2 separate regions of the Mus musculus genome follow, and region 2 is linked to region 1. Evidence: chromatin loops called from intact Hi-C (ENCODE). Cell type or tissue: left cerebral cortex. All regions are shown on one strand.

What was found. Peaks named below come from ENCODE experiments on the same cell type or tissue, not always from the same donor. Only the 100,000 strongest peaks of a DNase experiment are listed, where the experiment ranks them.
Region 2: a loop joins it to region 1, with 2.1 times the contacts of the local background. A loop is called at or near these places in 19 of 42 quality-filtered maps.

What each region holds. Positions count from the first base shown.
Region 1 is chr10:45,683,031-45,687,030 of GRCm38, reverse strand. It overlaps Hace1 (HECT domain and ankyrin repeat containing, E3 ubiquitin protein ligase 1), which reads right to left. Exons shown (of 24, transcript NM_172473.3): 20 at 298-429. Among named protein-coding and RNA genes, the nearest start is that of Hace1, 110 kb to the right of the region's middle. In left cerebral cortex, no CTCF peak of the experiment used is centred here; a DNase peak (open chromatin) is centred at 1,977.
Region 2 is chr10:45,810,541-45,814,540 of GRCm38, reverse strand. The region is part of intron 1 of D030045P18Rik (RIKEN cDNA D030045P18 gene); the gene reads right to left. Among named protein-coding and RNA genes, the nearest start is that of D030045P18Rik, 4.8 kb to the right of the region's middle. In left cerebral cortex, a CTCF peak has its summit at 2,455 (motif pointing right); a DNase peak (open chromatin) is centred at 2,457.

The sequences.
Region 1 (4,000 bases):
CTCTTAATAAGGCTACTCAGTTTAAGACAAGTAAAACCATATATCTGCTTACAAATTTCTATGCATAGCTCTAAACAATAATGTCTTATTAAAAATATCCCATTCAGTACTCAAGAATTTAGTAATTCTGCTTTTATTTTTTACGGTACTAGGGATGAAACCCAGGGCCTTCTGTGTGCTAATGTGAGGCAAGCAAGCGTTCCACGACTAAGCAGCATCCTAGCACTCAAAGCACTTCTGAATGACCTCAGATGGAGTTGCGCTCTGGCGTACGAGAAAGAACATGCTCTTCCTTACCAATTCATACTCGTCAAACAGTTGTATGAGGGAAGGCGGGATGAACATATGAAAACCCTGTAAAAACGCATTGATCTGCGGCTGAATGGCTCTTGTCATACGCAGTTCAGTAACGAGCTGGACATACTCCGCCTATAAAAAAGAATGTTTTCTGATGATTACATTTTAAATCTCATACAGTTAAGCCAGAATGGATGCATTTGTTTCTTAAGAGACAAAATTAGAAGTAACCTAACACCAACACTCACTCCTCAGCAAACCAGTAAACACATTGACATCCAGCCCGTATCTTAGCAACTATCCCCATGACTTCCTGAGTGCCCTGTATGGGGGCATGATGCACACTCTCTGTCTGGCCCTGCTACAGCCTCTCCTCTCTCACACACCACCAGGATTATGGCACATGTTGTCCCTATTCCCATCTGTAGCTCTGAACTGCTGTCTCCACAGCACAGCCACAGGGGACTTGAGGTTTTACACCACAGACCTTAAGGTCATTCCACCCTTGTTCCTGACTTCCTAATATATCTACCTCTAGTTCTAAAGTCCTAAATAATCCCTCGACCTTTGCTGCTAGCAAAGCAACATTTAATTTCCTTGGCCTTATGGCTAATCTCTAAATGCAAGCCTGCTTAGGCCTCAATGTCTTTAAACTTCCAGTTCTTTTTGACCAAAATACTTCATTAGAGTGTAACATCTCTGAAGGCAAAGGTTTTATCAGCATATAGTCCCACGTGCAAAAAAAAAAAAAAAAAAAAAAAGAGCTGCTACCTTATGTTCAATAAATGTTATAAAACAAACGCATACATCCACCAAAATACTCTGGGTGTAGTTAATTTTAATTACAGCCAACTCGATTCTGAGTTAAAACAGCTTAAACTGGCACATTCCTTTAATCCTAGCACCTGGAGGCAGAGGCAGGGAGGCAGGGAGGCAGGGAGGCAGGGAGGCAGGGAGGCAGGGAGGCAGAGGGAAGTAGAAATCTGAGTTCGAGGCCAGTCTGATCTACAGAGCAGTTTCCCAGGACTACACAGTGAAGCCCTGTCCTAAAAGCCAAAATTAAAACAAACAAAACAAAAAAGCTTATTTTATCTACTTTTTAAATTGTTTCTTAATTTTCTTTTTTTTTTCTGAAATAGATCTCACTAAGTAGCCTAGGATTTTCTTAAATCTACAATCTTTCTGCCTTAGTTTTCTAAACATTAGAATTATAATGCATTTTATTTTAAACCACATTTTCCTCACAGGAAGCAGACTCACTTAAAATTCAGCAAGTACTAAAAAATGTGTTTGGTACAAAATTATCATATGTGCACACAAAGTATCAGATGTTTGGTCATTTATGTGTTCTTTAAATAAATGCTTCTAAGTCAATTTTTTTGTTTAAAATTATGATGCAAATACTACATATACTTCTCAACAACCAGAAATGATTTCTCTACACACAAAATAAAGAAAGCCTGCTCTAATAGTGGTTAGGTTTCTGTCAGCCTGACACAAGCAAGTCACCTGGGAAGAGGGAAGCTGACTGAGAAAACACTGCCCTCAGACTGGCCAATAGGATGTCTGTGAGGCTTGAGGGGTACCAGCTCTGGGAACACTGACTTAGGGTTTATAAGAAGCAGACTGAGCAAGCCAGGAGGCAGTATTCCTCTGTGGTCTGCATCAGCTTCTGCCTCAAGCTCCTGCCTGATTTCCCTCAGTGATGGCCTGTGAGGAAAATAAACCTTTCATCTCCCAAGTTTCTTTGAGTTTTTACCTCAGTAAGAGGAAGCAAACATGTTTGCTTTAGTTTCCTTCTGTTTTTCTGGCACTAATCTGATACTTTCAAAGGCACTGAGCCAGTATGTTAATACAAGACTGAATACTCTGAATTTTCCATAACTCTGAGGCTACAGAAATGTCAAGAGTAGATTGGTTCTTCATGATCCTCCTAGAGCACATTTGGCAACTTCTATAACCTGGCACAAGGAAAACAGCCACTTCTGTTTCCAATCCACCAATATCCCTGACTCCTACTTGCCCGCTACTCAAAGTATTACACAGGAATACTCAAAGGTATTATTCAGGAACTAATCAGGCCATTATTTAACATTTAACAATCAAACAGTAATAAATTCTAAATCTCCAGGATTTGACCTAGGAAAGCATGCACACACACATACCTACCTAACACCTGCCAGTGACAACAGCACAAGTGTCAATTCCTTACTAGCATCCAATCATCGTTTAGTTCATGTCTACTCTCACCCAAACTGTTCACTGAATGCATTACCATGCTCCAGACTCATTTACTATTTATACCACTAATATGCTTAAGGTACAGGGAACCCTGAGAAAGAGGAAGCTGAAAGAGTGTGAGAGCCAGAGTTGAGAAGCCAAGAGAAAAAGGTCCTCTAAATGAACTGGACAAAGCTCATGTGAGCTCAGAGACTGAAGCAGCAAGAACTAGGCCTGCATGGGTCTGCCCCAGGTCCTCTGCACTTATACTATAGCTTTCAGTTTAGATTTTTACAGGCCACCTGGGAGTGTGAATGAGTGGGTCTCTGATTCTTGTGCCTGCCTTGGGGCTCTTTTCCTTTTGTTGGTTTGCCTTGTCTAAATTTGATGTGATGGCATTTGTTTTATTTTATTGTATTTTATTTGGTATGTTTTGTCGCTACCTCTGAGAATCCTGTTCTTTTCTAATGTGAGACAGAAAGGGAGTGGGTCAGCAAGGGAGGGGACGTGGGAAGGAAACGGGAGGAGCAGAGGGAGGGAAAGCTGTAATCATAATATAATGTATAAAAAAGAATCTTTATTAATAAAAGAGGAAAACATGCTTAAGATGCTATATAACATCCTATCGCTCCTAAGCAAGAATTACTTTCTTGTTAAGGTTTTGATTTTGTTATCTTAAAAGTGTTATTTGATAACTACTGTTTGAAACCATATCAAATTAGAAAGCATTCACGCTATGGAAGTAGTAGCTCAGTGGGTAACAGGGTTTGCTGTGCAAATATGAGGACCTGATCCCAGCACACTAATGAAAAGCTGGCCCTGTAACCAAAAAGGATCACTAGGGCCAGCTCCTGTTCAGTAAGAGATGCTGTCTCCAGGGACTAAGGCTCCCATGCACACATACCCTACACTATGCATGTACATAGACAATATCCATACATACATACACATGTACACAAGAAAAATCTTAATGGGAGACATGAAACTATTCTGCACTGCTCAATTGGACTCTGCCTACTTAGCTGGATTCCAGATATATCAGGAGAGCACTATCCCCACACATTCAGTGTTTAACTTGGTTCTCGTAGTTATACCATTCTTTCCTCACAGTTTCTTCTTTTCCTTCTACTATGATTTTCCACATTAATTTCAGTATCCAGACCATAATTACCAGATGCTAATTTGTAAATATCAGCTCCTTCATATGCCAATTTTCACACTAATGTCAAAAGTATTTGAGTATCAATTATTTTTCAGTAGAATAATAAAATTCTAGCATTACAAACTTTGAATTGCTTTGACAGAAACTGCATTAATAGAAAAACTCCAAACTGTTTTGAAATGTTTCCTTATCTCTTTATAAGAAGTAAAACTTCAAACAGAATAAATAGTAAAAATCAACATTTCTTGACAACTATTACTTCAAACACCCACTACTGCTGCACACTAACACTCCAGTTGGAGGTCATGAGCCTCCAATCTT
Region 2 (4,000 bases), 130 kb before region 1:
TTAATGGTAACGCAACCCACCAATACTGCCTAATTACAATGAAGATTCCTCAGTAATCCAAGACACTCTTAAGGCAGGGGAAGGGGTCGGGGTCAGGGGGAGAAGAACAGACAGTCTACTGTCTGCTTTACCTACCGGAAACCTAAACCTTCCCCACAAAACACGGCATGAAGCTTTTAAATAAGAAGTTATTTTGTAACTATTATTCATTTTCTCCAAGTTCCAACAAAAGAGATTCTATTGCAATAAACATCTACTACTCACAGTTAAATCTTTATTGGCACTAAACTGAGATTTTATGAATTGCCAGTCACTTTTAAATACCCTATGATAATGAGCATGTAAATTATAGGTAGGACCTGAACAGGGTTTTAAAAAGTGTGGTCTTCCACCCACCTGCACCAAAATTATTGGGATGCTTGTTAAAAATCAACCCCCCTGGCTAAATCAGAGCCTCCAGGGTGCACAATCTGCCTGTGTAACAGGTTCCCAGGGCTGCGATGCACAGCAGTGTGTGGAAACAGTGCATACGTGTACTTAAGGCTGCTCTTACATTACTGCTTATAAATGCAGACAATTAAAAACATACCAGCTGCCCAGTAATTTAGAACAGGTTTTGCTTCTTCTCCTTCTCAGAAAATGACAGGCAGTGACTTATTTGCCAATTTGAGAATTTTAGCCAGAAGGACTATACTCTCCAGAAGCATTTTGTTACCTAACATTCTACAAAAAAAAAAAAAAAAAAAAATGCTGGCATCTCAGGACAGGAATAACTGTGGTGAGTGACACTTGGGGTCCTTTTGTGTCTTTCGTCCTAATTGAAAGTTATTCTGTCTTAGCTCCATAAGAGCTTAGAAAAAGAAAGACTCCCAATGGTTTGTGATTTATCATTGTCCCAAACTGAATAACATTTTTCAACAAAATTTTCAGATGGCATTGTCAATTCCTATTTCCCCTGCCCAAGAAAATTATTTCTATGAAATAATTTTGGTTTTGACCTTTTCCAGAAAATAAAATTTTTTTCTGCTTCTATGTCAAAGAAGGTCACTGTGTCAGAATTCAGGGCAGCCTCACGACAATGCCCTAGAACGATCATTGAGTGGCCTGATCAATCCTACTGTCATTATCCGTCAGACTCTTCGCCTTGCCCTTTGATGATCCTGGTGATTCATCTTTGAGCTGTGTGGTGTTATTATTACCTCAATGTATCTAGCGGTCAAACCTCAAGCACTGCTAACCATTTGGGACAAAGTACAGACATGTGGGATTCCAGGCTGGCTTTATCGTTAGTTATACCTGCTACTTACCTCTATTCTGCCACCCCCATCAGCGCTTCGAAGAAACGACCTGGCATTAGCCATCGCCACTCTAAGTCACCGATACTTGGATCGGCATGTGTGTCACAATTATCTGTGAAGCGGTCGTTAGAATGAACAGTGCTGAGCCAGCCACCAGAGTGTCCGACGTGGTGGGCAGGAGTGGGGTTGAGACTTGGGATTTCTAGTAAGTCCTGAGGTGTACGTTACACTCAGAACTACTGATTGAATGAAGGTCATTTGCCACTTTCTGGATTAGCTACAGATAATGTTGTAAGTGGCAGTGTAATTTATATAGCTTCTCCTATAATTTACCGGAGTGAAAACTATAATTAACAGTCCCTAGTTGATGTATTAAGATGATACAAATTGACAGCCTCTTTTGACAGTGCCATGGCAACCATATAATTACTTTTTTATTTCTTTCTAGAGAATATCAAGTTAACAAAAATCTCAAGTTACCATGAGAGCAGCCTGGGTTTTCTTGCTAACCAAGTTTGAGCTAGTCAAGTCACTTGCCTGTCTCTGGCTCAAACATTCCTCTTTAACTCTACCTGCTACCTTTGCAATCTCAACAGATCTGAACTCAGATGAATCTGTGAAGACATGTCTCCTCCCACCAAGAGTTTACAGTCCACTCACCACTGAAACTGCTTTTTTTGCTCAGAGGTCCTCCATGTTTTGGCTCCAGAGTGGTGTTCTGAGCTACTCCTTCCAGGGCCCAAGCATCTTCGTGTATACCAATCTCGTCCTATGGCTGCCTCCCTCACCGTTATGTTTTGGACATGGATGCTTACTTACTTACCCTTTTTAAGTATACTTAACAGAATAGCTGAGCAACTGTAAGGCAAGGGCCAGGCAGGAAGTAGGTAAATGATAGTCCCCAAGAGAATGGGGCTCTTTCACAGAGATCTATCAATCTTTGCTACATAGACAAGCTGTACCGTTTTGTTTTGTTTTGTTTTGTTTTGCTTTGTTTTATTTTGTTTTGTTTTGTTTTGTTTTGTTTTGTTTTTATTCTCACATTTTCCTTAGTAAAGCACCACCCAGAACAATTTCATAAAAGAGCATCTCACTGTGTTTGGAACCGTGGGGGTTGGGGTGCAGAAACAACAGTTGAGAACTGCAGGAGGCTTCACCGGCAGAGGGCGGTAAAGCACACAAGTAGCTTTGTAGTAAACCTTAATCTGTGCTCGGAACTGTGGAAGGGGTTACACCCCAATTACTATTACTGTTTCCATGTTACTAAACCATAAAACTAGCATACTAGCAAGCACCACATAAGACAGTAACATAGAACTTGTGTCTAAAGGAAAGATTCCAGTATTTTTCTACCGTGTGAACTGACCAGCCACATAGAGCTTCCATTTACCCGTTAGCAAGATAGAAGAATAAAAAAGAGTCAACTTGTATATAGCTATTCAACTCCTCTAGTTTTCACTGAGGGTCAACAAGAAACAGGAAAAATTTGTATAATATACTAAATAATTACTAACTTATTACCTATAAGTAATTCTGTATGTGTATAGACCTTCATCATTCCCGGGTTGTGAACAAGAGAAATGTGTCCATTTGAAAGGCCACCTCAGCAGTTCACACTGTGTGATCCAATGCTCATGAATTCTCTTCCCTTAGCACAACTGTGGAAAGGGAGAGACTCTGGACCTGCACAGAGAAGGGTCCATTCATAGCAGCACCAGCTCCCAATGGGTAGGTGGTACTGGCCACTCCAACCCGACCCAGTTTCCTTAGAGAGACCCTGCAAAAAGGAGTCTGGAGCCACAGGCAGGGAAAGGTTTAAGAGAAAACCCGAATCCAGGGCTGACTTTCTAAAACAATTATTGGAAAATTGCAGAACTGCTCGCCCCAGGAAACCTGAAGGAAAATATTTTGATTGTGAGAGTGCATTTTTCACAGGGCACGCAGGTGCACTGCCAGGCAGTGTAAGACAGGGGCACACCTTGTGAGATCCCTGTGCTGTGTTGAAAGAAGCACAAAATTTAAAGCCAACGTTTAAAAAAAAATCACCAGTTCTGGTAAAACTTCAGAATAGAGGTCCAGATGGTTTTGTTCCATTTTTATCTGATGGATTATTAATTGTAATCACTGCACACAATTTGCATTTTAGGACAGCTAATGTTTCTCTTGTCTTCAAACTCCAGCTAACACTTCCTTCTCTGCCTAAGAATTTTTTTTCTAACCAATCTTCTTCCCTTTCGCCTCTCAGACTTGTTCAAACTGATACCTGAGAGCTAATTTACACCTCACTGTTTTCAAAAACAATCTCATATAACAGTACCAAGAGACCTACCCCTTTTGAATTAAAAGTCTAAGTTCTAATTTTCAGTTTTTTTTATGGATTATATAAGTGGGCACAATTTAGAGGACATACAAAATGCACCATCAGGATAATTTTTCCATCCTTTATTTTCTCAACATACTTGTGCTGGTAACATTTAAATCTACCTTATCTCCTTCTTCAAACAGTGGTTACCAAATAATAATTAAAGTAGGTAAGCTTCCATGTTCAAGGTACATTAGAGGAGGAGACCACAAAGGGCTTTGCAATATAAGCAAGTGCCTGGGTTCTGAAAGGAGTTGAGGGACACCTCAAAGCCATTGGAGCCTAAGTCTGTAAGACCCCTGAGTAAAGGGACCTTCTGAAAGAAAACAAAGATATTACA